Regions from separate parts of the Homo sapiens genome. Here region 2 is linked to region 1. A link is a loop called in an ENCODE intact Hi-C map of the cell type or tissue named here. Cell type or tissue: Caco-2. All regions are shown on one strand. Links, peaks and the distances in the headings refer to the core of each region. The heading gives the core; the rest is flanking DNA. Region 1 has its middle 74 kb from the start of LINC03050. Region 2 holds the start of LOC105374780 (a long non-coding RNA gene).

What was found. Hi-C counts contacts between places; a loop is a spot of excess contacts. Peaks named below come from ENCODE experiments on the same cell type or tissue, not always from the same donor. Only the 100,000 strongest peaks of a DNase experiment are listed, where the experiment ranks them.
Region 2: a loop joins it to region 1, with 4 times the contacts of the local background. A loop is called at or near these places in 4 of 110 quality-filtered maps.

The regions. Positions count from the first base shown.
Region 1 is chr2:65,520,922-65,536,240 of GRCh38, forward strand. No RefSeq gene overlaps it. Among named protein-coding and RNA genes, the nearest start is that of LINC03050, 74 kb to the right of the region's middle. In Caco-2, for the core only: no CTCF peak of the experiment used is centred there; DNase peaks (open chromatin) are centred at 6,629 and 7,050.
Region 2 is chr2:65,444,416-65,459,734 of GRCh38, forward strand. LOC105374780 (a long non-coding RNA gene) reads right to left here and starts at 12,110. Exons shown (of 5, transcript NR_187891.1): 1 at 11,890-12,110; 2 at 11,245-11,345; 3 at 9,468-9,567. LOC124907784 (a long non-coding RNA gene) reads left to right here and starts at 13,103. Exons shown (of 2, transcript XR_007086495.1): 1 at 13,103-14,181; 2 at 14,383-14,579. In Caco-2, for the core only: no CTCF peak of the experiment used is centred there; DNase peaks (open chromatin) are centred at 7,956, 8,333 and 9,666.

The sequences.
Region 1 (15,319 bases), core at 2,745-10,744:
ATTGTTTGTTTGTTTGTTTGTTTGTTTGTTTATTTATTTATTTATTGAGACAGGATCTTCTTCTGTTGCCCAGGCTGGATGGAACCGGCACCATCATAGCTCACTACAGCCTTGACCTTTTGTGCTCAAGCAATCCTCCCATCTCAGCCTCCCAAGTAACTGGGACTACAGGTATGCACGACCATGCCCAGCTAATTAAAACAAATTTTTTTTTAGAGACAGGGTCTTACTATGTTGCCCAGGCTGGTCTCAAACTCCTGGGCTCACGGGATCCTTCCACCTCAAACTCCCAAAATGCTGGGATTACAGGCATGAGCCACCTTGCCCAGCCATATTATTTTTTAAAGCGTTTGTACTCCCACCAGCAAAGTATGAGAATTCCACTTACTCCACATCCTCATCAATGTTTGACATTGTCAGTCTTTTAAATTCTAACCATTCCAATGTGTGTATACACAGTGGTGTTTCACTGTGGCTTTAATTTGCATTTCTCTATTGAATAATCATGTTGAGCATCTTTGCATGTGCTTATTTTTCATTTGTATATCTTTTATAAAGTATGTATTCATTTTTTTGCCCTTTTTTTCTTATAGAGTTATAAGAGTTTTTTTGTTTTTGTTTTGTTTTGCTTTGTTTTTTGAGAACGAGTTTTGTTCTTGTTGCCCAGGCTGGAGTGCAATGGTGCAATCTTGGCTCACTGCAACCTCTGCCTCCCGCGTTCAAGTGATTCTCCTGCCTCAGCCTCTCGAGTAGCTGGGGTTACAGGCATGCATCACCACGCCCAGCTAATTTTGTATTTTTAGTAGAGACAGAGTTTCTCCATGTTGGTCAGGCTGGTCTCGAACTCCTGACCTCAGGTGATCTGCCCGCCTCGGCCTCCCAAAGTGCTGGGGTTACAGGCATGAGCCACCGAGCCCAGCAAGAGTTTTTGAAGTATTGTGCACACAGATCTTTTACCAGATATTTGTTTTGCAAATATTTTCTCCTGGTCTCTGGCTTTCCTTATTGATTCCTTAACTGTCTTTTCTTATTAGTTTTGTTTCTGAACTGTATCTTTTCAAGAGTAAAATTTTAAGTTTTGATGAAGTTCAATTCATCGATTTTTTTGTGTCCCTATTTTTAAGAAATCTTTGCCCAATGCAAGGCTACTAAGATTTTCTCCTATGTTTTCTACTGTTTGTTTTATAGTTTTATCTCTTATGTGTAGGTTTATGATCCAATTTATTTTAATTTTTTGTATATACTATGAGTTAGAGATTGAGATTTTCTTTTGCCCATGCCTATTTAATTCTCCCAGCTCCATTTGTTGAATGTCTAGTTTTTACTTCATTGAAGTGCCTTGGCATCTTTGTAAAAATCAATTTGCCATATACATATAAGTTTATTTCTTGACTTTCTGTTTTGTTCTGATACCATCACTGCCTTTTCTACTATCGCTTTATAAAAAGTCTTGAAATCAGATAGTATAATCTACCTTTGTTCTTCCTTTTCTTTAAAGCTGAGATTTAAAGTATAGGAATTTAATTTGGTCCTGTATCTGGAATGAAATGAAACTGGTCCAGATTCCACCTCGAATACTTGCTAGCTGGGAGATCTTAGCCAAGTCACATGTTTTACCCGAGTCTCACAATACTTCATGGCCTTGTGAAGATTAAATGAATGATTGAAAGTTTAAAAAATGGGCTGGGCATGGTGGCTCACACCTGTAATCCCAGCCCTTTGGGAGCCCGAGGTGGGTGGATCACTTGAGGTCAGGAGTTTGAGACCAGTCTGGCCAACATGGCAAAATCCCATCTCTACTAAAAATACAAAAATTCGCCAGGCGTGGTGGTGCATACTTGTTATCCCAGCTACTTGGGAGGCTGAGGCAGAAGAATTGCTTGAACCCAGGAGGCAGTGGTTGCTGTGAGCTGAGATTGCGCTACCACACTCCAGCCTGGGTGACAGAACAAGACTCCATCTCAATTAAAAAAAAAAAGAAAGTTTAAAAAATGTACTTTTAAAACGGTAAAGAGAGATGCACATATCACCTGATATGTTGTTATGGTCCTAGGAGTGGTTATTCTATAGGCAACCCAAATAATAGTGCCTGCTTTCTTGCAGTGTTAAAAAAATATTAGCCGCCCATACTTACTGTACGCTCCCTACTGGGCCCTCCTGCAGAATAATGAGAAATCCTTACCCCTTGACACTCTTGGCCATGTGACTTGCTTGGGCCAATCAGCTGTGAGCAGAAGTGACATGTCCTCTTCTAAGCAGAAGCTATAAAAGCCATCATGTGTCCTCCACTTTTTCTTTTCTTCCTCTCCATTAGATTGCCCCAAACCCCCATTTTTCTGGATGCTGTTCCTTGTTCACTTCCCTCTCCCTTATATGCGTGGGTCACTCAAGAACAGCCATGTACTTCCATGGCCCTGCCACCCTGGTCTCAGATGGGCACCTGAGGGTTTGGGGGCAATGATCTGTCCCCTGCAATTTTTAGACTAGAGTACAGCTAGTCAGGTCAATCTTTCTTCAGTGGTTGAAGCTATAAGCTGTACAGTTTGTGGCCACTGCTTTCCGCCTTGTGAGTTATAATGGAAATCTACCATGTGTGGCTGCCCAAATCTTGTAAATATTTCCACATTTCAGTAGTGCCATGTTTCGTGAATCTTGTCACCTCAAGGTAGGTTCCAAAAACCGTAAACCAACCAGCCAACCTACAATTCCCAGCTTCCATTGCAGCAAGAGAGTAGAATCATGGTCTAGGTTCTCCTAACCAGATAATCCTATGTGGAATTTTGATTTGCAAATATGTGAGAAAGCAGTTTGGGTGAGTGGCTAGTGGATTGGTATCAGGTCCCTTATTGGGTCAGTTCTTTAGCAGGGTTCTGGGAGTTGTTCTAGGAAGACCAGCCTAAAACCTGTTTCTCCACACTTTCAGTGATTCTGTGAGCTAATCCAAGGTAGTTTTCAAAATACTTCACAAGTGGCACAGCCTGGGCCCTGCTGCACCTGACAGGGTGCTGTGACCAGGCAGAAGGGAAGTGGCTGTAAACAGCCAGTAAGACTGTGCAGGTGTATACAAGCTGATTGTCAGTCCGAGGACAAATAATGTCCTTTCAAAAATCCTTTTCTCCTTAAGCCATATAGATTTTGTTGCCTACAGCCCAGAACCAGTTCTTAATGAAAGAGAAATGTAAGTTCAGTTCTTGGAGAGTGGTAGGGAAAAGGTGCAGAGTCCATCCCAACGTGGCCAAGGCCCTGATTTCTGTCATTCCCAAGGTCCAGCTGCATCTCTGTTTGTCCATAGCTTGACTTTATTTTCTTTTTTAAAGACAGGATCTGACTTTGTCACCCAGGCTGGAGTGCAATGGCACTATCTTGGCTTAATGCAACCTCCCAGGCTTAAGTTATCCTCCCAGTCTCAGCCTCCTGAGTAGCTGGGATTACAGGCGTGTGCCCCCACTCCCAGTTAATTTTTGTATTTTTTTGTAGAGATGCGGTTTTGCCATGTTGCCCAGGCTGGTCTTGAACTCTTGGGCTCAAAAAGATTCGTCCGTCTCCACCTCCCAAAATGCTGAGATTACAGACATGAGCCACCATGCCCATTCCCACCTTTCTTTCTTTAAAAAGATGAACATTAATAAATTAGATGAGAAAAATGAAAGAGTAGGGGCTGAGAAACTTCGGTTAAACAATGATTTATTTAATGAAGAAGCAGCATGCATCAGAGAAGCTCTTTGATTCTGCTTAGAGGCAGATCCTGAAGGAAAGATTTGACTGCAAGTAAATTATTTAGGAAATGATTCTAGGAAACAACTGTGGGAGAGGGAGGAAGTGAGATGGAAAGGGAAGGCAGCCAACGAAATGTGCTTTATCAAGCAGGTTACCAAAATGTGGAACTGGAGCTTAATCTCATTTGGGAACTTTGGAGGGTTGTAGAAAACACACCCACATGTGCTACCCAAGAGGTGAGGGAGCTGGGATATTTATACACCAGCCTGGTCAGTCACTGGTTGAGGGCAGCTAGATGGTGGTGTGGTGGGTAATTATCCGGCAGAGTGGGTCCAATAGGCAGAGAAAGCCCTTAGGCGAAGAGAGACAGGTTGGCAGTTGGAAGTTGGGCAGCTGTCCTGAGATGGTAAGAGAGAGGGGAAATGGGTGTGGCATGGACAGCTTCTGCCAGATCTTGTTTAGACTTTTCCCTGAATGCACACCTATGTGAGGCACCACTTCCATAATAAAAATGTCACATGGTAGTGACATGCTTGTGCTAAGGTAGATTCAAATTTATTTCGGGTTTAAGATCAATGGGAACATTTAAAAAATGAATTGCTCATATAATTATTGCTTGAAAGTCCATCTCTTCTGTTTGACTGTAAGCTTTCTGAGGGCAGAGCCTATGTCTTTATTTGCTCACTGTTTTATCCCTGGGCTTTAGCATGGTGCCTAACACATAGCAGAAATTCAATAATTTTTTTATTGAATGAATTTGGCATAATTAGACAATGTGGGGTATTGCTAGATGTTAAAATTTGAAAAAAAATCTGAATGTGTGCAACATAAAAAACAAAACCCCAATGATTTATCTTTATAGCTCCAAAATGTCATTATTAGCTTAAGAATATATTTTTGTGTGACAAGCAAGTTGATTTGCTTATTAAATTATTAATTGATATGTTTAGAGGGCTACAGACCTTGTAAAACATTGGAGGAGGTTTTGTTTTTTTTTTTTTTAACCCCCTTCTTAACTCAAAAAAGTCTAAGGAGGGAGAAAGAAAAAGCTGATTTTTCAGCTGTTTGTTTTCTTTTTCCTCCCAACACTCTGAGGTTTCTACGTGCTGTTAAAACAGGGCCAAGAATCCCTGGCTTGGATTCTGTCTTTCCTTGGGGGCAGAAGTTTCCCTCTCAGGCCTCCGGGGTCTTTCCAGTCTGCAGTCTTCAAATATGGGCTGACCAACCCAGAAATGATATTTTTTGTTGACTAACTCCAGGCACATATGTTCTTTCGTGGAGGGATATTTTTGAAAGAAAGGCTGCACAGTTTCCATTTGCAAGAGAAGAGTATATTTTCAGAAGCTTCTATGGGAGGGAGACTGACCTTTGCTCTAACACAGAGAGTCTTCTTCAATCTGGGATTTTATGGGGAACCTCATCTATTTTCTTTCTTCTTCTTTCCTGCTGGAGCTAGTTTCCTCTGTTCTCTGGTTAAACATTTTTATTGGATGGATTTTACAATGGGGAGGAACACATACTTTTTTGTTGAAAGACCATCTCCAGCTAATGGAATCTAATCGGGCCAAGGGAATAAAATTTGGGAATTCAATTTCCTCAAACTGAGTCGACACTTCACTGCTCCTGTTTCATGCACTTTGAAATATGGCGTGTTCATGTTTGAAGGCACAGAGAGAGTTGAGCTCATTCTTAAGTGAGACATTCTAGGCAAGAAATAGCTAGAACTAATATTAAAATCGTCAACTGTAAACGCCCCTTCTACCCCAACAAAAGACAACAGTATGTGAACTAAACCCCTCCCTTCTATACGGATGCTGCAGAGAAACCCCCTGTTGTCCTTTGGGAACAATGGTTGGAATAAGTATGTAATGAGTGGGGGTGAGGAGAAGAGTTTGAAATTAAAAAAAAAAAATGTTTCATGTGGTAGATCAGAAGCTGACCAATAAAATATTGCAACATTTATACCAACCAACCCTATGGTTATGGTTGCAACTGTACGTAATTATATCTCATTTTCATTTCATTTATTTTTAAAGAGCTTAGAGATTTCTCTTTCAGCTAAAAACAGTATAGGGCGTTTCATTGATGATTGGGAGAGGGAGGGTGGAAGTGTGGTAACAGAGTCACCTTGTTACTGTGCACTTGGGATATATGCTTTGGTCCATGACAGCTGAGCATAGAACGACCTCATTCAGGAACAAATATCGTCTAAAGATTTTGTCTAAGAAACCCAGTGCTATGTACCCCCTAGTTATTTACAGAGAAACACAATAATTTCTATAAAACTGAATGTGTAAACAAAAATTAAAATCCAGCCTCAAGAAAGGAAGAGCATCTTCTCTAGTCTGTCTGTGTAGGCCCCTCCCCAGTGGAACTTCAAATTCCTTTCCCAATCCTATTTGCCACTCTCCCCACTCAGAAAACCTTTTCTCAAGGAAACTTGCCCACACCTCCACTCACATATTCATGGAGAAATACTCCTAGTCTTGAGCGTTAGAATGCTATTGTGTGAATGTTGCATTTTGATTTATTAATAGGACATTTGAATCCATCTTTACTCTCAATCATTCAGCATATTTCTAATCTAATTTTATACACCAGTTTATAATTGTTCTCATTAAAGAGCTGTGGAACAGCCTGACTTTAAAAGGAAAGTAATGGAAATAGAGAAAGGAGAAATCAGGGTAACTGGGCAGAGACAATATCCGTTCTTTCATTTTTATATAGAAATAGAATTTTCAGCTGAGCATAGGGCTGCCCAGCTAAGATGACAAGAAGACCAATCTGCCTTGTAGCTAGGACCAAGTTTTGGCCAATGGGATGGGCAGAAGTGATGTGTGCAGCTTCTAGGTCATGCCTTTAAGGGGAGGACACTTCTGCTGAACTTCCCCTATCTCCTACTGCCAGTGACAGAGGTGTGGATGTCAGCATGAGACATCCTAGACCATGCAGATAAGGACTATGCCCATGGATGGCAGATCAACAACATAGCAAGCACCTGAGTCTCAATCCTGGGCACTACTGTGTCAGCCCTAGATATACCCAGACTATTACATAAAAGGGAAATTACATTCTCTCTTGTCTAAACTACAGTTGTTTTAGATCTCTTTTGGAGCAGCCAAGCCTGTGTCTGACACTGAAGAATTTTATTACATTCTTCAGCCCTGGAGAATTTCATTAAAGAGACCTCCTTGCAAAGTTGGTAATCTCCACACATTTTGCTTTGCTTATCTAGGCAGGTCAAGTCCAAAGTGCATTTTTCCAAACGCTTCTGCTCCTCTTTCTGCCTAGGAGTACTCTTATCAGTGCTTGGGGTGGGGGTGCTGAACTGAACCATGAACTTAGGAAGTTAAGCTATCTCTGTGGGAGTCACGGGTGCTGGATGAGAGCAGGATAAGCAAGCTACTAGAAAGAGAGACACAAGAGGGCTCCCAAGCCAAAAGGACTTGAGGCCTTGAGCCTTCAGGGAAATGGATGCATCTGAAGACAGAGTGGCCCTCGAAGCAGGACTGGTTGGCCGCAAAACAAGAGAAATGGTGGTGGTGTCATCCTTGCTTTGCAGGAAGAATACTCTCACTGAGCTCTCTTAGAGTACTTCTGGCCTCAGTAGCCTGCAGGAATGGAAAGGAAAGGGTTTGTCAAGACAGCTCTGTGTGAGCAATGTGCAGCAGGCTCTTCTCAGGCTGAGGCCATTAATCTTTCATTCATTGAATCACCTTTGCTCTGATGTCTCATTCACCAAGCCCTCTTCTGCTGCAATTTGGTTTCACACCTGGATCTCCTACAATGAAAGTGCTGATCATAGAGACTTTGAGCCTTTCTGGTCTTTGTGATGTGGATGGCTCATGGCAAATAAATAAAGTCGCTGCAGGTCAGGATTTGGCTTCCCAAGTTGCTTGCATAAAGAGTGAATAATGCAGATCTTGCTGCAGGTGATTTGGGCCCAGGTGGAGTTATGTTTCTCTTTGTACCATAATGCATTTGCATTCTGGTGTCTGCCTAAGGCTTGGGTCCTTTTCTGTAGAATGAGACCATTTTTTAGCCCTGATAACCCCTCAGGGAGTCTCTGAGACCACTTAATACATTAAAAATCCACCATGGGTTCCTGCCCTTGTCTACCAGTTTTCCCTTGGACTAATGGCTGGAAGTTTTTTATGTTTGATGAGTGTGACATTAGATGGACAAGTTCACCCCATGCCTATTCCCTGAGTTATATTCAGCTCTAGGACACTTGCCCTTACCCTGTGCCTTTTTCTTCTTCCACTGAAAAGAGCATATGAGAATGTAAGGAGGCTTTCCATCCAGGAGAGAAAGCCTGGGATCCTCTCTAGGTGGTAATGAGAAAGGTTAACTTTTGCAAAGCAACATATTCCTTCTGCCATGCTTAACCTTGATGGGGTCACATTCCAGTGTGGGGAGGCTGCTGTTGTAAAGTGGGGGACCCCCTTCTACCCTGGTCTGCTCTCTCTCTGCTGAGAGCCAGGGATATTGCTAGATTTGGCAAAGCATAATGTTCTGGCTCTTTATGAGCGTATGCTAAAGTATTCAGTCTTTTTTCTAGGTGAGTTCATTTTGCTTTGAGACAAAAATCTTAGCATTTGCCCTTGATTTTTTACCCTAATTTGCAATTTTAATATTATTTGTGATTAATTTTTTAAAAAGCTTTTCATTTTCTAGTCTAAATTAATTATAGTCTTTTATTTTGGAGAATAGAAAGCTATGTATTTTCAGCTTGAAATATGTTAGAATGATGAGTGGGGAAATAGTTTTGTTTAATGGAAAGAGCACGTGTTTTAGTGTCAGATTTTTAGCGGTGTTTGCGATATAGCACTTTATCGTTCTGAGCCTTGATTTCTTCATCTTTTAGTTAAAAGGGGATTTTTGCAGGACTGTTGAGATAATTAGATACTGTTTGTAAAGCACCAGCCAGGGCCTGGGATGGAGGACATTAACAGATGATGCCCTCCTTTATCTTTCTGTACAGCGGGTGTGCCCCAGAGCAATGCAAGGATCAACCATAGATGCCCAGGTTGTCCTAAACTTTCAGGAATCCCCATTTGAAGGTGACTCCATAGGTTTTCTAGGCTGAGTTTTGGGAGTTTCTGGTAGTGGTGGCAGAAATGGAGTTGGAGGAACAATGTGTGTGTGTGTGTTTGTGTGTGTTTGTGTGACAGAGACAGAGAGACTGCCCAGTTTTAGGGATTTCAAGGGAAGGAGCTGTTTTAGCTTGATCTTATACAACATCCCTGTGATATCAAAAACTTGGGGCTGGGCGTGGTGGCTCATGCCTGTAATCTCAGCACTTTGGGATGCTGAGGCAGGCAGATCACCTGAGGTCAGGAGTTCGAGACCAGCCTGACCAACATGGAGAAACCCTGTCTCTACTAAAAATGCAAAATTAGCTGGGCGTGGTGGTGCATGCCTGTAATCCCAGCTACTCGAGAGGCTGAGGCAGGAGAATCTCTTGAACCCGGGAGGAGGAGGACACGGTGAGCCGAAATGACACCATTGCACTCCAGCCTGGGCAACAAGAGTGAAACTTGGTCCAAAAAGAAACAAACAAACAAACAAACAAACAAACAAAAAAAAACTTCGGTTCTGTGTCCATTTTCTGTAGCTGAAGAAACAAAAAAAGAAACTTGGGTTCTGTGAAGATAAATCAGCTCAGCACTGGGTGCTGTTAACAGGAAGGGAGTGGGATCAATTGGCCAGTCACAGATGGATGGGGAGAGGCAGGAGAATGACCACCTGTGCCAACAGTGGAGAGGCTCTGGAAGGTCCCCATGCCCCTCAATGTTCCTAAATGTTTCTTCTCCTGCATACTAATCTGAAATAACTGAAACGCCACAAGTTATTTTTTTTTCCTCTCTCTGGAATCCTTGTGTCTTTCTTTCTTTCTTTTTGTGCTCCCTGTAACTACACACCCAGGTAGCTCCTTCTGAAATGGTGCTGTGTCTGGGACTAGTTTGGAGAAATCTGGAAAACTTGCTCATGACTGTATTTAAGTCACTTTGTCTCTCTGGGCCTCTTAAAATTAGTCACTTATTGAATCTCTGCCAGAGCCAACCAGATCCACAATTCTAAATGTAAAAGATTGTTATCCACAGAGTTGGCTTCTGGAGTGGGCATCTTCAGCCATCCTAGGGAACTGTGGGTGGGTAAAGGTTGCACGGGATGCTGAAGACAAACTTGAGTCACTTCTCAGGCAGGCCCCAGCCTCACTGTGGGTGCCTTTAAGGCAGCAGTACCCAATCTTTTTGGCATCAGGGACTGGTTTTGTGGAAACCAATTTTTTCTATGGATGGGAAAATGGGACTGGTTTCAGGATGAAACTGTTCCACCTCAGATCATCAGGTATTAGATTCTAATAAGGAGCATGCAGCCTAGATCCCTTGCATGCACAGTTCACAATAGGGTTCTTTCTCCTAAGAGAATCTAATGCCACCGCTGATGTGACAGGAGGCAGAGCTCAGGCGGTAATGCTCTCTTGCCCGCTGCTCACCTCCTGCTGTGTGGCCCAGTTTCTGACAGGCCATGGACTAGTACAGTGGGTTGGGGATCCCTGCTTTACGGGAAAGGTACAAAGGGAGTTTCCCACAGTTTGAGAAACTGTCCTGTCATTTTTAGACTCAAGTTGTTGAAAGCAAAGCCATCATCCTTGGGATTGTCCTATGAGTCTTGCCAAACTGTAGGACACAAGGAGATGACAGAAGTGATAAAGACAATTTTTGTCTCTCCACTAATTTTAGGCATTGTGGGAATTGGAGCCAGGAGTTCTGGTTTTGAGGCCCAGGCTTACCACTGATTAGCTCAGTGGACCTGACATCTCTGGGTGTTGCTTTCTTCCTCTGTTAAGTGGGGAAAATCGTACTTGACTTGTAGTTGAGGGGAGATCATGTGCTATGGACTGACTTATGTCCTGCCACACCCCAAATTCCTATGTTAAAGCCCTAACCCCTAGTGTGCTGGTGTTTGGAGATGGGATAGAGTTAGGGATATATCTTTTGGGATATAATTAGGTTTAGATGAAGTCATGAAGTTGGGGCTCTCATGATGGGATTAGTGCCCTCACCGGAAGAGACATCATAGAGCATGCTCTTGCTTTCTTTCTGTCTATCTCTTTGTCTGTGTGTGTGTGTGTGTGTGTGTGTGTGTGTGTGTGTGTGTGTGTTCATGTGCATGTGTTTTTTGTGAGGCTGGAATGGGAAAGCTGCCATCTGCAAGCCAGGAAAAGACCCCTCCCCAGGAATAGAATCTGCCAGCCCCTTAATCTTGGACTTTCCCCTAGACTCCAGAACTATGAGAAATCAATGTCTGTTGTTGAAGCCACCCAGTCTATGGCATTTGTTATGGCACCCTTAGCAGATCAAGACATTGTGGTCCCTCCCTCACTCACTCACTCATTGGTCTCTTATCTTTTGAGCACTGTTTATTGTGTTCTGAGCATTGTTCTCAGAAGTGAGGATACAATGAACAAAATAGACCAGGCTCTCACGTCCCTACAGTTCAGTGGGGGAAGAAAGACAGAAAACGAAAGAAATGAGATAATTTTGGATTGTGATAATAGCCTTGAAGATACTGTAGGCATAATAGTAGGTGAAAATAGTTCACAATCAGTGAATATTTGTAGCACTCCCACCCATAGCTGCTTCTGATCACTGTCCGTGCTATGTTGCCAGCTTTGGAAATGTCTTCTTCACCTTTGTCCTGAATCACAGGAACAGTATAGGGCATTGACACAGAGATGGCACTTCTTGTTTTCTGGGACAACTCTATCCTTTTGTAGCCCCATCGCTGAAATCCCTCCCCTACATCTTGCCCCCTATCAGGCAGCACATCGCTCCAACACTCTTGGAGTTGGGATGCAGAACCTGTATTTTGGGTTCTTCTTAGAGGTGATGGGCTGTTGTCATAGCAACTGCTTCCTAGACTTAACCGTCAGCCTCAGTGGAGGTTTCTCCTCAGCTTTTCAGGCTGTAGGCAATGCTTTCTCCTCAAATGCCAGAGCTGATCTAACTCCCCTGCCTCTAGCCTGCAAGCTGGAGAGACTCTTTACTTTCAAGGAAGTCTGGCTTTTACAGGTTCAAGCCTTTATAAGAACACCAAAGCAAGAGCAAGTCCAAAAGGGGCCTCCCTGCCTGGATGACAGAGGTGCTGGCTGGGGCTTAGGTAAGAAGCTCTCCTTTACCTCTTGCCCCTCACTGATCTTTCCAGACCCCTGGGGAGGCTTATGCAGGGGGCTCTGGCGGCAATTTCCCTATCCATTTTGGGTTGTGTTAGTTTTCAGGTTTCTCTGCTGTTTGGATCCTGATGTTAGATTCAAAGGCCAGATTTATAAGGTCAGGAGAATCAAAGACGGCCAGTGACTCACACACTTTCATGTTTCTCAGCCCTGGCCTGTTGGCAAGTTTCTGGACCCACTTGTAACCACTTTCCTGGAGCCAGTGCAGGTAAAGGAAAGGAGTTTAGCAAACAGGGAAGGGGTGGGCAGCCTGCCTGAACCTGAACCTGAGCCTGGGCCTGTGATGTGGTCAGGCTAGTGTGCCCCACCAGCCCTGGGCAGACGCCGGGCCAGGGCACACACCACTTGGTGCCCACTGGCGCCTGGGAGAGCTCCTGGGTCCCCTGCAGGGTGGGACTGGCTGGGTCATCTGCCCTCAGTGCTGCTATGGGGGGTGCTCTGTGAGGTGGGAGCAGCCAGGGAGAGAAACGGCAGGGCGTGTTGGTGAGGCTCCTATAAACGTGCACTTGGCTGTGTGCCTTCAATGCTGGCAGGCATGGGCTTCTGTTCTGGCTTCTCAGAGATCTTTAGGAGAAGAGAGTTATGTTCACTTCTGTAATCCTCCTTCTCGAATCTTCAGACTATGGGTCATGACCCATAGTGGGGCAAAAACCAATGTAGTGGATTACACACAACATGGAAAAACAAGGAGAAAGAAAAGATATTAATGTTAATTTTTTAGGCACAGTAATGGCAATGCAGCTGTGTAAGAGAATGTCATTATTCTTGGGAGATACACGATGAACTATTTTGGTGTTGAATATCATGAAGTTTGTCATCTACTTTCAAACAGTTCAACCAAAAAATGTCTCTTTGTGTGTGCATGTGTGTGTGTGTGCATGTGTGTGTGTGTGTGTGCCTGTATTGAGAGGAAGGTAGAGTAATATGGTACACTGTTTACTATTGGTAGGCCTAGGTCAATGGTTCTCAATGGACTGTGGGTGATTTTACCCCTCAGAAAACAATGGCATTTTTGGTTGTAATATCTGGGTGTGCGTATGAGGTACTAATGGCATCTAGTGGGTAAAGGCCAGGCATAGCCCTAAATATCCTGCAATGCACAGATGGCCCCCCCACAGCAGAGTTATCCAGCCCAGAATGTCAATAGTGCTGATGTTGAGAAACTCTGCTCTAGGGTAAAAAGTGTTTTTGTATCATTCTTTCAACATTTCTGTAAGGTTGAAAAATTTCAAAAGTAAATAAATAAATGAAACACATAGACTAGTAAAGAAGTCCCAGGCCAGGCGCCGTGGCTCACACCTGTAATCCCAGCACTTTGGGAGGCCGAGGCGGGTGGATCACTTGAAGTCAGGAGTTCGAGACCAGCCTGGCCAACATAGTGAAACCCTGTCTCTACTAAAAATACAAAAATTAGCCAGGTGTTATGGTGGGTGCCTGTAATCCCAGGTACTCGGGAGGCTGAGGCAGGAGAATCGCTTGAACCCTGGAGGCAGAGGTTGCAGCGAGCCAAGATCACGCCACTGCACCCCAGCCTGGGCGACAGAGCGAGACTCCGTCTCGAAAAAAAAAGAAGTCTCGGGGTACGTCACGTGTTGCCACAGTAAAGATAATTATTTGGTAGCACTTATTTTGTTTCAGTCATTTATCTATGGGTGTGTGAACTGGGCTGCAATATGTAAGTATTTCTTATGGGTATTGTGCTCAATATGTTTGAAAAGCACTGCATAATCCATATCCTTCCGGCTGTGCTTGCTGTTGGAGAGATAGAGAAGCTTGTCAAACTCTACTCACTTTCAAGTCATCCATAGTGATAATATAATTTTGTGTTTACGATGTTCCATGCACTGTGCTAAGCAGTTTACATGCATTATTTGCATTATCTTATTTAACCTTCACAGGAACACTTGTGAAGTGGGTATTACTCCTATCCTCATTTTATAGACACACTGAGGCTTAGGTTAAATGGATGGCCCAAGGGCACACAGCTAATAATGGAAGAACAGAGGCTTAGATCTCTTAGACTACAAAATCCAAGCTTTTAAATATTATGCCATCTGCCTCTAACCCTCTCAAAGCTTCCAAACTGAATATTGCTTGCTTTGGAAGTGAGAGGAGCTTCAGTCTCCTGAAGGTTGAAATGTGTGGTTGATCAAGTAGCCATGCCCTCTCCCTCTTCCATTCCTTCCTCTGGAGTCAGTGTATGTGAGCGTGAGTGCTGTTTTGATCTTCGAAGGACAACGGTGTTCATCCTGAAGTGGTGAAAATTTGACCACAAAATAATCTTTAGGGTTGAATGGCAAAAAAGCAACAAGTGATCATGAAAATATTTGACTCAAATTTCAACTTGACCGAGTCGTACCTACATACAGATTTCCCCAAAGCTCAGAGTGCTGCGTTTCAGGGTCAGAAATGAGGGGCTCATACCCCTCCTTCCACCTGGGCAATTTTTAGAGTGTAAACAAAGCTTCAACAAGTTGACCAGGATCCTTGACAGTGGCCCCAATTCCATGTGGTCATTATACAGATGCCAGGAGGCCCCCCAAAGTAAGTGTGGGATCTCAAGAGATGACCAAGTCCAGTCTCAGAAGGGAGAGCACTGACTTCTGGTTAGGATGCTCTTTTGGCTAAAGGCCACACCTGGTTCTAACCCGCATTAGAAACTTTCACTTACCCTTAACTGTTAAGCTCTCACTTCCCACATGGAATTGGTCACTCATCCTGGCAATTCTAATGGGCTGTGCTTTCTTTCTGCATTGACTTTGGAAAGGTCTTCACGTTGACTTCCATCTCCATCACATGTCACCTAGAGTCCAGGTCCTAGACCGTTCTCTATTAATTGTCCACACAGAAGCCCTGAGTCAGGCATCAACAAACATGAGAAATGAAAATCATGAACGGCCACCTAGTAACATGTGAAATGCAAAACTCAATACAAACATTTCATTGCCACAGATGAACTAGGGAGACCTTAAACTTGATCATCCACTTTGCTGATAGGGACTTTCTGGAGCGGTTTCCCCGGTAGGATTTTCTTTGGAGAGATGCTGGAAGTTCAGCTCATGGTTGCTGCTTGTGAGGCTAACTGTTCATGGCTTGTAAGCGGAGGCTACCTGCTCAGTTTGTGGACCTGGTCAGACAGGAGGAGCTGGCAACATTCCTTCCTATTGTTTAGCACGTTTTATAAATGAAGTTAAATAAAGCCCCCCGGAGAAGATTTATTGCCCACAGATCACTTCAAATAGAGAGCTCTGATCTTAGTTAACTTATTTGTTAAAAAAGTTTTTATCTTCAGATGTTTGGGCAGGCAAGTGATTTGGTCTCTGTGGTGAGTGTAGGGCCTTCCCACCTTAGCTCTTAGTT
Region 2 (15,319 bases), core at 3,353-11,352, 76 kb before region 1:
GATATGGTGGTGGGCGCCTGTAGTCCCAGCTATTCAGGAGGCTGAGGCAGGAGAATGGCGTGAACCCGGGAGGCGGAGCTTGCAGTGAGCCGAGATGGCACCACTGCACTCCAGCCTGGGCGACAGAGCGAGACTCCGTCTCAAAAAAAAAAAAAAAAAAAAATAGCCAAGTGCAGTGACACATATCTATAGTCCTAGCCACTCAGAAAACTGAGGCAGGAAGATTGGTTGAGCTCAGGAGTTCGAGACTAGCTGGGTAACATAACAAGACCCTGTCTCAATTTTAAAAAAAGAAAAGTAAAAAGAAATGTAAGCCTTGTTCACTGTATAAACAGTTAAAGTGCAAAAAAGTATTGAGAAAAGAATAATGTCCCAGTAATCTCACCACTCAGATATAACCCCTGCTATTAATGGTTGATTTTTCTTTTCTTTCTTTCTTTCTTTCTTTCTTTCTTTCTTTCTTTCTTTCTTTCTTTCTTTCTTTCTTTCTTTCTTTCTTTCTTTTCTTTCTTTCTTTTTTTTTTTAAAGAAGTTTTGCTCTGTCGCCAGGCTGGAGTGCAGTGGCGTGATCTTGGCTCATGGCAACCTCCACCTCCAGGGTTCAAACGATTCTCCTGCCTCAGCCTCCCGAGTACCTGGCACATGCCACCACGCCCAGCTAATTTTTGTATTTTAGTAGAGACAGGATTTCACCATGTTGGCCAGGATAGTCTCGATCTTTTGACCTCGTGATCTGCCCACCTCGGCCTCCCAAAGTGCTAGGATTATAGGCATGAGCCACCGCACCCCACCGGGTTTTTCTTTTTTGAGACAGGGTCTCGCTTTGTCTCCCAGGTTGGAGTGCCATGGCATGATCTTGGCTCACTGTAGCTTCCGCCTTCCGGGATCAAGCTAACCTCTTGCCTCAGCCTTTCAAGTAGCTGGAACTACAGTTGTGTGCCACCATGCCCAGCTAATTTTTGTATATTTTGAAGAGATGGGTTTTTGCCATGTTGCCCAGGCTGGTATTTAACTCCTGGGCTCAAGTGCTCTACCCGCCTTGAACTCCCAAAGTGCTGAGATTACAGATGTGAGCCACCGTGCCTGGCCATGTTTTTACATTAAAAAAAAAAAAAAAATTGGGGGTCTGGGCTCACACCTGTAATCTCGGCACTTTGGGAGGCCGAGACAGGTAGATAACCTGAGGTCAGGAGTTCAAGACCAGCCAGACCAACATGGTGAAACCCCACCTCTACTAAAAATACAAAATTAGCCAGGCATGGTGATGCATGCCTGTAATCCCAGCTAGTCGGGACGCTGAGGCACAAGAATCGCTTGAACCCGGAGGCGGAGGTTGCAGTGAGCTGAAATCACACCCTTGCTCTCCAGCCTGGGCAACAAGAGCGAAACTCCCTCTCAAAAAAAAGAAAAAAAAAATTCTAATTTTTAATTTTTGTGGGTACATAGTAGGTGCATATATTTATGGTGTACATGAGATATTTTGGTACAGACATGCAATGCATAATAATCACATGGAAAGTGGGGTATCCATCCCCTCAAGCATGTATCTTTTGTGTTATAAACAATCCAGTTATACTCTAAGTTCTTTATTTTTATTTTTATTTTTTTTGAGACGGAGTCTCGCTCTGTCCCCCGGGCTGGAGTGCAGTGGCGCGATCTCGGCTCACTGCAAGCTCCGCCTCCCGGGTTCACGCCATTCTCCTGCCTCAGCCTCCCGAGTAGCTGGGACTACAGGCGCCCGCCACCACCGACTAATTTTTTAAAAAATGTACAATTAAATTATTATTGACTATAGTCGCCCTGTTATGTTATCAAATAATAGGTCTTATTCATTCTTTCTATTTTTTTGTACCCATTAACTGTCTCCATCTCCCCACTGCCACCCCCGACTACCCTTCCCAGCCTCTGGTAACCATTCTTTTGCTCTCTATCTCCATGAGTTCAATTGTTTTGATGTTTGGGATCCCACACATAAGTGAAGACATGCTATGTTTGTCTTTTTGTGCCTGGCTTATTTCAGTTAATGATTTCCAGTTCCATCCATGTTGTTACAAATAACAGGAGCTCATTTTCTTCTATGGCTGAGTAGCACTCCATTGTGTATATGTACCATATTTTCTTTCTTTCTTTTTTCTTTTCTTTTCTTTTCTTTTTTTTTTTTTGGAGACAGAGTCTCAGTCTATTGCCCAGGCTGGAGTGCAGTGGCGCGATCTCAGCTCACTGCAACCTCCGCCTCCCAGGTTCAAGTGATTCTCATGCCTCAGCCTCCCGAGTAGTTGGGATTATAGGTATGCACCACCATGCCCGGCTAATTTTTGTATTTTTGGTAGAGAGGGGTTTCACCATGTTGGCCAGGCTGGTCTCGAACTCCTGACTTCGTGATCTGCCTGCCTTGGCCTCCCAAAGTGCCGAGATTACAGATGTGAGCCACTGCGCCCGGCCTTGTACCATATTTTCTTTATCTGTTCATCTGTTAATGGACATGTAGGTTGCTTCCAAATCTTGACTATTGTGAACAGTGCTGCAACAAATATAGGAGTGCAGATATCGCTTTAATATACTGATTTCCTTTCTTTTGGGTACACATCTAGCAGTGGGATTGCTGGGTCATTTGGTAGTCATATTTTTAGTTTCTTGAGGAACCTTCAAACTGTCCCTATAGTGGCTGTACTAATCTACATTCTCATCAACAGTGTACAGGGGTTCCCTTTTCTTCACATACTTGCCAACATTTGTTATTGCCTGTCTTTTGGTTACGAGCTGTTTTAGCTGGGGTTAAGATGATATCTCATTGTAGTTTTGATTTGCATTTCTCTGATGATCAGTGATGTTGAGCACCTTTTCTTTTCTTTTTTTTTTTTTTGTTTGAGACAGAGTTTCACTCTTGTTGCCTAGGCTGGAGTGCAGTGGCATGATCTTGACTCACTGCAACCTCCATCTCCCGGGTTCAAGCGATTCTCCTGCCTCAGCCTCCTGAGTAGCTGGGATTACAGGTACACACCACCACACCTGGCTAATTTTTGTATTTTTAGTAGAGGCGGGGTTTCACCACGTTGGCCAGGCTGATCTCGAACTCCTGACCTCAGGTGATCCACCCGCCTCAGCCTCCCAAAGTGCTGGAATTAGAGGCATGAGCCACGGTGCCCAGCTGAGCACCTTTTCATATGCCTGTTTGCCATTTGTATCTCTTCTTCTGAGAAATGTTTATTCAAATCTTTTGCCCATTTTTAAATTGTATTATTAGATTTTTCCCTATAGCATTGTTTGAGTTCCTTGTATATTCTGGTTATTAATCCCCTGTCTGATGGGTAGTTTGCAGATATTTTCTTCCATTCTGTGGGTTGTCTCTTCACTTTGTTGATTGCTTTCTTTGTCATGTGGAAGCTTTTTAACTTGATGGGATCCCATTTGTCCATTTTTGCTTTGGTTGCCTGTGCTTGAAGGGTATTACTCAAGAAATGTTTGCCCAGACCAATGTCCTGGAGACTTTCCCCTAATGTTTTCTTGTAGAAGTTTCATAGTTTGAGGTCTTAGATTTAAGTCTTTAATCCATTTTGATACGATTATTCTATGTAGTGAGAGATACGGGTCTAGTTTTATTCTTCTGCATATGGATATCCAGTTTTTCCAGCACCATTTATTGAAGAGACTGTCTTTTCCCCAGTGGATGTTCTTGGCACCTTTGTTAAAAATGAGTTCACAGTAGGTGTGTGGATTTGTTTCTGGGTTCTCTATTCTGTTCCATATGTCTATGTATCTGTTTTTATGCCAGTACCATGCTGTTTTGGTTAATATAGCTCTGTAGTGTAATTTGAAGTCAGTAATGTGATTCCTCCAGTTTTGTTCTTTTTGCTTGGGATAGCTTTGGCTATTCTGGGTCTTTTGTGGTTCCATATAAGTTTTAGGATTTTTTTTTCTATTTCTGTGAAGAATGCCATTGGTATTTTGATAGGAATTGCATTGAATCTGCAGATTGCTTTGTGCAGTATGGGCATTTTAACAATATTGATTCTTTCAATCCATGGACATGGAATATATTTCCTTTTTTGTGTGTCCTCTTCAATTTCTTTTATCAGTGTTTTGTTATTTTCATTATAGATATCTTTCACTTCTTTGGTTAATTCCTAGGTATTTAATTTTATGTGTGGCTATTGTAAATGGGATTACTTTGTAAAATTTCTTTTTCAGATTGCTCACTGTTGGCATATAGAAATGCTACTGATTTTTGTGTGTTGAGTTTTTTTTTTTTTTTTTTTTTTTTTTTTTTTTTTTTGAGACAGACCTGGCTCTGTTGCCCAGGCTAGAAAGCAGTGTGATCTTGACTCACTGGAACCTCTGCTTCCTGGGCTCAAGGCATCCTGCCATCTGCCAGCCTCCCTAGTAGCTGGGTGTGTGCCACAATGCCTGGCTAATTTTTTGCACTTTTTTTGAGATGGTGTTTCGTCATGTTGCTCAGACTGGTCTTGAATTCCTGAGCCCAAGTGATCTACCCACCTTGGCCTCCCAAAGTGCTGGGATTACAGGCATGAGCCACCACTTCTGGTTCTGTGTAGATTTTGTATCCTGCAACTTTACTAAATTTGTTGATCAGTTCTTGTTTTTTTTTTTTTTTTTTTTTTTTTTTTGAGATGGAGTCTTGCTCTGTCGCCAGGCTGGAGTGCAGTGGTGCGATCTTGGCTCATTGCAACGTCTGCCTCCTAGGTTCAAGCGATTCTCCTGCCTCAGCCTCCCGAGTAGCTGGGACTACAGGCACGCTCCACCACCCCCAGCTAATTTTTGTATTTTTAGTAGAGACAGGGTTTCACCATGTTGGCCAGGATGGTCTCCACCTCTTGACCTCGTGATCCACCCACCTGGGCCTCCCAAAGTGCTGGGATTACAGGCGTTAGCCACCATGCCCAGTGATCAGTTCTAATAGATATTTTTGTGTGTGTGCAATTGTTAGATTTTTCCAAATATAAGATCATATCATCTGCAAACAAGGATAATTTCACTTCTTCCTTTCAAATTTGGATGCATTTTATTTCATTCTCGTGTCTGATTGCCCTAGCTAGAACTTCCAGTACTAAGTTGAATAATAGTGGTAAAAATGGGCATTTTTGTTGTGTTCTAGATCATGGAGAAAAGGCTTTTAGTTATTCCCCATTCAGTATGATACTAGCTGTGGGTCACTGCTAATGTTTTAAGTGTGTATTTTTATAGTCTTTTTCTGTATAGAAAGTATAATTTTAATAAAAATAAGATCATGCTGAACATACTCCTTTGTAGCCCCTTAAAAGAAAAACAACTCAGTGGTAATATGCAGAGGTCCTAAATGTCTCATGCATGTTTTCTAGAAAGCAGCTATGACTTGATACCATTCTCTTTAGTCTTAATGCCACAGATGTATAGAGCTTTTCACAGATGTGAAAATAGTTTTAAATACATTATTTTATTATTTTGTGCCCCCACCATAACCCATCTACACTTCTACAAATAGTGAACTTATTTGCTTAACTGATTTTCTTTACCAACTAAATCAAGAATTTCTGGAGGCGGTGGGGAAAGCAACTATCAAATAAACTAAATTTTATACCCACATAATTATATCTGTCAGAATGCCTAGTGTATATAAAGTACTCAGTACAAATTTATAGAATGAACAAAAATATGCTTGTATAGTTTTTGTTTTGTCACGACTGTAATTGTTCTGTTGGTAAATTTACACTACTGTCTCCATTGAAATTCTCATTTCAAACTAGTTAAGATCACACAGTGATTAAGATCACAAAAGAAAGAAAGAAACATTATCATCATCAGCATCATCATATGCCTCACCATTATTAAACCCTTTAATGGTTCTGGACTTTAAGGTTCTGCCTGCTAGTTGTAGACGTGAATTTTAAGCATTGAAATTTTACCCAAACCCAAACAGCTCAAAGATAAGAGGAAACTTCATCAGATATTCCAATATTTCAATAAGCCTGATATTTTTTGGTGAGCCGATTTAAAAAATTCAGGTAGCAGGCCAAATGTGTTCATTTTTATCTTGATACTTGTCATCATATAATCTCCACTTTCCTATCTCTTCTTCTTCATTTCCATTTCCTCCTAAACCAGTCGCAGACCAGCGCCTGTCCTCACTACTTCACACAAGCTGCTCTTTGGTCAGGTCACTTCATCTGATTGCCAAATCTGCCAGTCTTTCTTCAGTCCTTGGCTTGTCACTTAACAGGGCTGACCACTTCTACTATCTTGAAACTCTTCCATCAGTGACTTCTGTAACCCCAACTTCTGGTTCCTCTTTACCTCTCCATTCATTGATTTATTCAGCAAAAAATTTAACTGAGTACTGGTGTTAGGTGCTACAGTAAAGGAATGCAATCATATTAATAAAGCTGGTATTAATTGAGTGTCTTACCAAGTGCTAGTCAATGATTCAAAAATTTAAACACTTTACATGTTTACATGTGTGAACTACTTTAATCTCACTAGAACAAGGGACAGCAAACCTTTTCTTTAAGGGCCAGATAGTAAATATTTTCAGCTGTACAAGCCATATGGTCTGTGTTGCAACCACTGAACCCAACCTTTGTAGCATGCACGTGGCCATAGATAATACATAATCTAAAGGGTGTGGCCATGTACCAATAAAACTTTATAAAACAAGTGACTAAGTTTGGTCAGGAGCTGTAGATTGCCAACCCCTGCACTAGAATCTATCTAAGTTCCACCAGGGCAGGAATTTTGGTTGGTTTCAATATAGAAAAACAAATGCTTAGTTAATATTTAATGAATGAAGGCTCTCCTTCTAAGATAGAAACTATTTGAATCCCCATTTTATAAATAAGACAACCAAAACACAGAGGTTAAGTAGCATGCCCAATGTGACCAACTGAATTGGCAAATCCAGGATCAAAACCCACATAGTTTGGCATTAGAACTTATATTCTTAATCACTGTACTGTACAGTGGTGACACAGAGAAGGTTGTTAACTGTTCTCTGGGAAGTGGGAGTGGGAGCCAGGAGAGGTAATTTTAACTGGATCTTGAAGAATGAAGAATTCACCAGGAAGAAAAGTAGAGGAGAGGGAGAGGCTTTGCGTTCTAGCATGTGGAAACTGCAGGTATAAGAAACAGATGTCTGATACAACATGGTATTATGAGCAAATTGGCAATAAAGGAAAACCATTGCTTAGGGAATGCACTCAATTTTCAGCAATTCACATGTCTGGACACAGGTTTTGAGGTGGAGAGTGGCAGAGATGGGCTAAAGAAATATGCCGGGGGCCTTGTGTGACATGTGGATGAATTTGGATTTTAACTTGGTGGCAGATGGGCTACTGAAGTGTTTTGAGCATGAGAAAGAATGACCATATTTGCATTTTAGGTCAATTTTTAAAATTACATTTTATTTTAAAATTAGATGATACATGCATATTGTACAGCCTTCAAAAGCTGAAAAGGTCTTCTTCCTGCTTGTTTCCACTATCCAGTTCTGTCTTCCAAAGGCGCCCACTGTTTCCAGTTAGAAAGATGACTTTCGGCCAGGCGCAGTGGCTCACACCTGTAATCCTAGCACTTTGGGAGGCCAAGGCGGGTGATCATCTGAGGTCGGGAGTTTGAGACCAGCCTGACCAACTTGGAGAAACCCTGTCTCTACTAAAAATACAGAAAATTAGCCAGGCATGGTGGCGCATGCCTGTAATCCCAGCTACTCGGGAGGCTGAGGCAGGAGAATCACTCGAACCCGGGAGGCAAAGGTTGCAGTGAGCCGAGATCAGGCCACTGCACTCCAGCCTGGGTGACAGAGCAAGACTCCATCTCTAAAAAAAAAAGAAAGAAAGAAAGAAAGAAAGAAAGATGACTTTCACTGTAGTGTGAAGAATGGATCAGTCCTGGGGCCATACCAATCTCTTGACAGAATGTCACAGCTCTCAGATGTCTCCGACTTCCAGTAATACCTCCCTCCCTCACCACTTCTGGCCTTGAGATGGTATCTCAGTCACTAGCCTGGAGGGCTGTGGTATCACTATGGTTTCCCTCTCCATGCATTCTTACATTCTAAATGGGGGTAATATTGCCTCTAAAGGGGTGAAAATTAGTCTGGGGGAGCAAAACAATCTTAGATATGAAATGGTTTGTTGGCCTCCAAAGCTCAACCCTACTCACCAAAATTTTGTCAAGGGAAATTTAAATTTTTCTCTTAGGATGAAATAAGGAGATAATGACAAAAGGTTGAGCAACACTGCTCTACACGTTTGTAAATATTTCCTTGACTAGATCCTTTTCAAATGACTCAGGCTGAATGTGCACCTGTTTCCGCCCAGGTACCTAACTGATCCAGGAGATAATGGAATTCAGAGGCTTGAATGGAGGATGGTGATCCATGTGGTCATAGAGAAAAGGCAGTGTAACATCTTGGGAGTAAGTGTGGACTGCTGGGATTAGATCCTGGCTCTGCCATTTACTATTGGCTGTGTGACTTTAACCCCTCGTTGCCTCTGCAAAGTAGGGGATAACAATTGTACCTGTCTCCTGGTTTTGCTCAGGATATTGCTCAGCATATGTTAGCTATTGCTCAAAGACTCAGATGGTAGAGCATCAAAGGAGGAGGGAGTTTTGCTGGAGGTTGGAAGAGCTAAAGGTTTAGAAGTAGGATTGAGGAATGTGGAGAGCGCCAGTACCACTTTCCATACCCATGGGTTGTGGGGCATGGGAAAATGAGTAGCATCCTTTCTAGAATTCAGCAATGGAATCATGTTCCTTAGGGATTACAGTTACTTTTCAGTTAAGGCAAGGAATGAGCCAGGAGGTTAAAAGTGGAAAGAAGTTTATATACAATTGAATGAAAGCAGGGCACAGAAGAAAGATCTGGGAAGGAAGAAGGTAGAAGGTGGAGAGGAAGCCCAGAGCAGGATAGCAGATTGGAGATTAGGGTAAGGGAGAAGAGACCTCCAGAGGCAGGAGCACCGCACAAGATGGCTCAGACTGAACAGAGCAGGAGGTGGTGAACTATGGCCGGATCTAGCCAGCTGCTTATTTTTGTATAGCTCGCAAACTAAGAATAATTTTTACATTTTAAATGGGTTTTTAAAAATGAATATGAGAGCATTTCATGATACATGAAAATGATATGAAGTTCAATGTCAGTGTCCATAAATAAAGTTTTTTTGGATCATAGCCATGCCCGCTCATTTAAACATTGTCTATGGCTGCATTCCCACTACAACAGCAGAAATGAGTAGTTGCAACAGAGATTGTGTGGCCCACACAGTGGAGACTATTGGCCCTATCTGGCCCTTTATAGAAGTTTATTGCCCAGGCACAGTGGCTCATGCCACTGTAATCCCAGCACTTTGGGAGGCTGAGATGGGCAGATTGCTTGAGCTGAGAAGTTCAGGACCAACCTGGGTAACATGGCAAAACCCCATCTCTTAAAAAAAAAAAAAAAAAGAAAAAAATTAGCCAGGCATGTCAGTGTGCACCTGTAGTCCTAGCTACTCAGGAGGCTGTGGTGAGAGGATCGCTTGAGCCCAGGAGGTAGAGGTTGTAGTGAGCCTTGTGTTCATACCATTGCATTCCACCCTGTCTCAAAAAAAAAAAAAGAAAGAAAGAAAGAAAATTTGCTGGCTCCTGTTCTAGCACATCATTCATAGTCTGCAATATGAATGGCACCTCCAGGAGTTGTGCAACACAGATGACCTGGCTCTAGGAGCACTCAGTTTGGATAAGTGATAAAGGATTACAGTGAGGAGAAGAATGGATGGAATTAAATGGCCTCAAGGCTCTTTTTGGAATGTAGTCACAAAGTTGTTATGTTAGAAAAAAGCAAGGCTGTCAGCCTGGATTCAAGCCACCACCTCTTGGCTGGTGAGGAGCTAGGTGTGGTAGACACTTCTGGTTGCCCACACAATTTTTGTTTCTCCTTTTGTTCCTTATTAACAGAAGGCTGATTTTATCAAGGTAGCAATGTACCCTGTTAAAAATAATAATCTCAATAAGAAAAGTCCCCAAAGAATGATGGGGACATGTCAATAGGACACAGAGCCAGCTTAAAGGGGTTCCTAATGGCCAATCTGGGACAATTCCATGTTAAAATAAACTCTGATAGTAATGGGTTGTAACTTATCAAGTAGAATAAAAATCTTTGAGTCCGTACGGAAATAAATGAATAAGTGGAGAAAGGAAAGCTTTCCATATGGTGCAAGGCAAACTCATACATGGAAAGACAGAATTAGAAAATTACCATCTTATTGTTTCAGGCAAGGATTATCAATGGATGCTAAAACTAGTGGGTGAAGTTTTGATGAGAAACATGATATTTATATCATCTCAAAGCCTCTCCTCACAGATTCTTATTAATTTCAAAGGGTAAAATAGGGACTTTATAGTAGAGAAATCTGACGGATACTACCTTACCACCTTAACCAAGTTATCAAAGCTAATATCATTAGTAACAGAACAAGTCAAAATAGGGTAGCTTCTGCCATGATGCATCGAGAAGGTTGCAGCATCACTTCTGTGGTATTCTAGCCAAAAATACCTAACCTGAATCCTGAGGAACTGTCAGACAAACCCAAATAAGGGATGTTCTGCAAAGTAACTGGACTTCAGTTTTCAAAAATACCAACAACATGAAAGGCAAAGACAGATTGAGGAACTATTTCATGTTAAAGTAGACTAAACCAACATGACAACGAAATGCAATGTTTGGTCCTGGATTGGTTCCTGGACCAGAAAAAAAGCTTCTTCTCTGTTATAAAGGACATTAGTGGGACAATTGACAAAAGCTGTAGATTAAATAATAGCCTTGTATCAGTGTTAATATTCTGATTTTGATCATTGTACTGTGGTTATGTAAGAGAAAGTCTTTATTTTTAGGAAGCACATACCAAACTAGAAGTAAATGAGCATCACGCATGCATGAGAGAGAGAGAAAGAAAATGATAAAGTAATTGTGGTAAATGTTAGTATTGGGAAATTTTGGGTGAAAAAATACAAGAATTCTTTGTACTACTTTTGCAAATTTTGTCCATTTGAAATTATTCCAAAGCAAAAAGTTTAAAAAAATACTCATTTTGCCCTGGTACTCATGCAGTGATATATTCATATACCCAATCTTGGCCAATGGGTTGTAGGTTTTAGTCCAGTGAATAGGGCTTATCAGAAAATGATTGTTTTTCCTCATAAAAAGGGAGAGACTTGGCAAATGCCTTTTGCCCTTTGTCCTTCCCCTTCCTGCTTGGAATAAGAGCTTAATACCTGGATGTGGAGCAATCATCTATGATTATGAGGACAGAAGGAGCTGGAAGTAGCACGGGTCTTGATGGCTTCTTTGGGCATCAGCCTTGGACTGCCTGCCTCTGAATAAGAAGTCTGTTAGTACACTGTAGTTGGGTTTCTGTTACATATAGTCAAATCCAACTCCAACTGAGCTAGACTGTCTAAGGCTCCCAATGATGTTTACAGTTTTGAGTTTGTGTGGCTTGACTCCTCAATCTCCTTCACAGGCAGCTGCTTTTGGTTGCCCCTCACATGTGGGTGTTCTGCAAGTTTGGTCCTCGGCCTTCTCCTCCCTCTGCGGTCTGTCTACATGGGCTGCCTCATCCACTCCCACTTACCATATAGACTCTGATGATTCGCAATTACCATCTTCACCTAGAATTTTCTCCTGATTTGCAGGCTACATATTCAGCTACCTAGGGATATCTATGTCTATGGTCCATATTCACTTCAACAGTTGCAAAGCTAAATTGCCTTTTCAGCTACACACACATAATCATGCACACATCCAGCCCACAATCTAACCACTTTCCCAAGCCAGAAATGCAGGAGTCATCATCCTCTCTTCTTCCTACTTTTTTACCCCCTACATGCAATTAGTCATCTAGATCTTGATGACTGTACCTCCTAAGTAGTTTCTGAATCCATCTCCTCTTCTCCATTCCCATCAGGTAGGTGCCTCATCATCTGTCACTGGTATTTTTTATTAATGTTTTAAATAGTCTCCCTGTCTCTGTCCTTTGTTCCCCTAACAAACTGCTATCCATTATTTTCTAAAATGCAAATATGATCACCATACTCTCCTATGTAAAAATTTCCTACCACTTCAACTGCTAATGGTAATTCCCCCCAACCCCGTCCCCTCCCCCCGACTCCAATTCCTACTGTGACATAACAATGCTCATAGGATAACCTCTTGGCTGCCCTTCTGTGCCATTTCTTGATGAAGGAAGGACTGTTGACTGCCCCTGGCTGATTTATTTTATTCTTAGGAGGCAGATTCTCCCAAGTCTCCATAAACCAGTGATCTTCCTTTGGCCCCAACTGTCTCTTACCCACAGCAATTTGTACCTCACTTTATTCCATGTCAAAAGACCTGCAGTGTTCTTTTACTTGTCACAAAAATAAATTTTATACATTGATCAAAATGAAGTGTTCGGGCCACTCTGTGTGATAAGTGAGGGTTGAACACTGCCTGAATCCAGCAAACACCATTCATACTACACTTGATCTTAACCAAAAGGCTGAGAAGCAATAACAAACACCATTCATATGATGACATTTTAATCAGTTCGTAGTAGCCCAGGTAGGCAAGCTCCAGGGATGTTTATAAGGCAACCTGGCCCCACATTATGAGTCTCCTGTCTTGGCTACTTTTGAGTTAAGCAATCCTGGGCTCCCGGGACTGATTCCTCCATTTCCTGAGGCAAGCTGCTGGGGTTTGGGTGGAATATGTGATTAAGAATCTTTAGTCACAGAGCAGGAAACAAGGGTACCCAGCTTTGGAGGCACCAGCCATTCACCTTTTCCCTTAATAACCTTCCCCATCCTGTTCTACCACACCTAGTATTATTATTATTTTTTTTTTTTTGAGATGGAGTCTCACTCTGTCGCCTAGGCTGGAGTGCAGTGGAGCGATCTCAGCTCACTGCAAGCTCCACCTCCTGAGTTCAAGCAATTCTCCTGCCTCAGCCTCCCGAGTAGCTGGGACTACAGGTGCTCACCACCATGCCTGGCTAATTTTTTGTATTTTTAGTAGAGACGGGGTTTCACGGTGTTAGCCAGGATGATCTCAATCTCCTGACCTCATGATCCGCCTGCCTTGGCCTCCCAAAGTGCTGGGATTGTAGGCATGAGCCACCGTGCCCGGCCTATTTTTTTTTTTAAACCCAGATCAAATGGAACCTATTAAAGGTAGAGTTGGACATTCCTCCTATGAGCAGAGTTAGACAGTCCTCCTAGAGCTTCTGTGGTATTTATTACACTCTAATACAATTATGTGTTTGTATGTCCGTTTCCCTGCATTTGGTTTCTTTTAATAGCATCCAAATGCAAATCTGACCTTTTTTTTGTTTGTCCTTCTATCAGCATACAATAGAGCCTGACATAGAGAATAATCAATAAGTATATATTGATTGATTAAATGAATGGATTTTTTTTTTTTGTTCCAGGTAGAGTGTAGTGGAAAAAGCCTAGACCCTGGTACTATTCCCAGTTCCTCTGCTAACTTGCTATGTGACCATAGTCTCTCAGCAGCTCCTTCACCTCATCAATGAAGTGGAGTCAGTACCACCCACTTTGGAATAATTGTTTTGAAGATTAAAAGAGTTAATGATCATTTATCCATTCAATTGTAGGGATATGCTGAATGCTTCTTATGAGCCAGGCACTGTGGTAGGTACTAAGGCTATAACATTGTCTTTTCCTCATAAAGCTTTTCAATCTAGCGGGAAAGACAAGTAATTAAACAAGCATCTACAATAACATATAGTGAAAATTGGAATAGGAGAAGAATAAGGTCCTATGGGAACATACAACAGGGGGCCCACCTTAATCGAGGGGTTAGGAAGAACCTCCCCAAATGGTATGAAAGAATTGTAAAGTACTATACTCATGTCAGGTAGGATGTTATTACTATAGATGAGACTGCCGTTGAGCTCATAGAAGGAAGCCATCACACTGTGGAGAGTGAGGCTTCCTGGAAAAGTGGAGTGTTGAGCTGGACTTAACTTCCTTTGATGTTGCTGGCTGATTTTCATTAGGAAGATGTGCCCTTCGAATGGTGTCTCCAGGATCAGAGATGGATCTGTCTTCATCTGTCCATACCCCAACTCACCTTGTTGCTATAAGAAACTGAGCCCTCCAGTTCAAGAATACAAACCACAGAGAGGGGAATACTGAAGGGAAATCTAAAAGGTCAGTGATGTTTCTAGGCAAGGCATCTGTGGAAAGCTGACTTCTGCCTTCAAATGCATCTGGAATCCAACCACCTCTCACCACCTCCTCTGTAACCCCCTGTCTAGACCACTCTCATTGGTCACTAGATTGCAGAGACCTTCAGACTGGTCCTCCTGTTTCCACCCATGCCCTCTTAGAATTTCTTCATGCACATTCCAGCTCCAAATGTCTGTGTTCCTGCTTTGGGCACATTGAGGTGAAGAAGACCAGTGATTTGCCAAGGAAAGAAGGGCTTGTCTGAAAGAGTCAGGAAGGAAATTTATGCTCCCTTAGAAGATGAGAAAACAGAGATAGGGGCTGCTCACCTACCCCTCAGTGTCAACTTGTAGTAGGTAAATAAACAACACCAAATAAGTCTTCCTCTGTTGTTTTTATACTAAAGGATTTTCAGATAAGCCACTGCTCGTTGACCCTTTCCCAGCCTCCCCTCCTCCTCATTTCCCAGACATTCCCTAAGTTGTCTCCTGGCTACAAACTTCCCATCTCTCTGCCCCCTCATCTGTTTCCCAGCCTTTTTCTGACTCACCCTTCACAGTCTCTTCCAGCAGTGCACAAACATCCTCTTGTCTATCAAAGTCAACTTCCAAACAGTCATCATGGTGCACCAGACTGGAGGAAGGAGCAGGGGAGCCAGCACCCTCTTTGGTCAGCTCCTGAGTATGCTGAATGGACACTCAGCGTGGGTTTGCAGGGAGGATTGTTAACTTGACCCAGGCTTCGGACAGGGCTGCCTCCTGCAAGGATGATCTATTTCAGGTTGTGGCAGTTTTCTCTTCTTTTTTTCTTTCTTTTTTTTTTTTTTTTTGTAGACAGAGTCTTGCTTTGTTGCCCAGGCTGGAGTGCAGTGGCGCGATATTGGCTCACTGCAACCTCCGCCTCTCAGGTTCAAGGGATTCTCCTGCCTCAGCCTCCCGAGTAGCTGGGACTACAGGCGTGTGCCACCACGCCCGGCTAATTTTTTGTATTTTTAGTAGATACTGGGCTTCACTGTGTTAGCCAGGATGGTCTCGATCTCCTGACCTTGTGATCCACTCACCTCGGCCTCCCAAAGTGCTGGGATTACAGGCATGAGCCACCGCGCCCAGCTGGTTGTGGC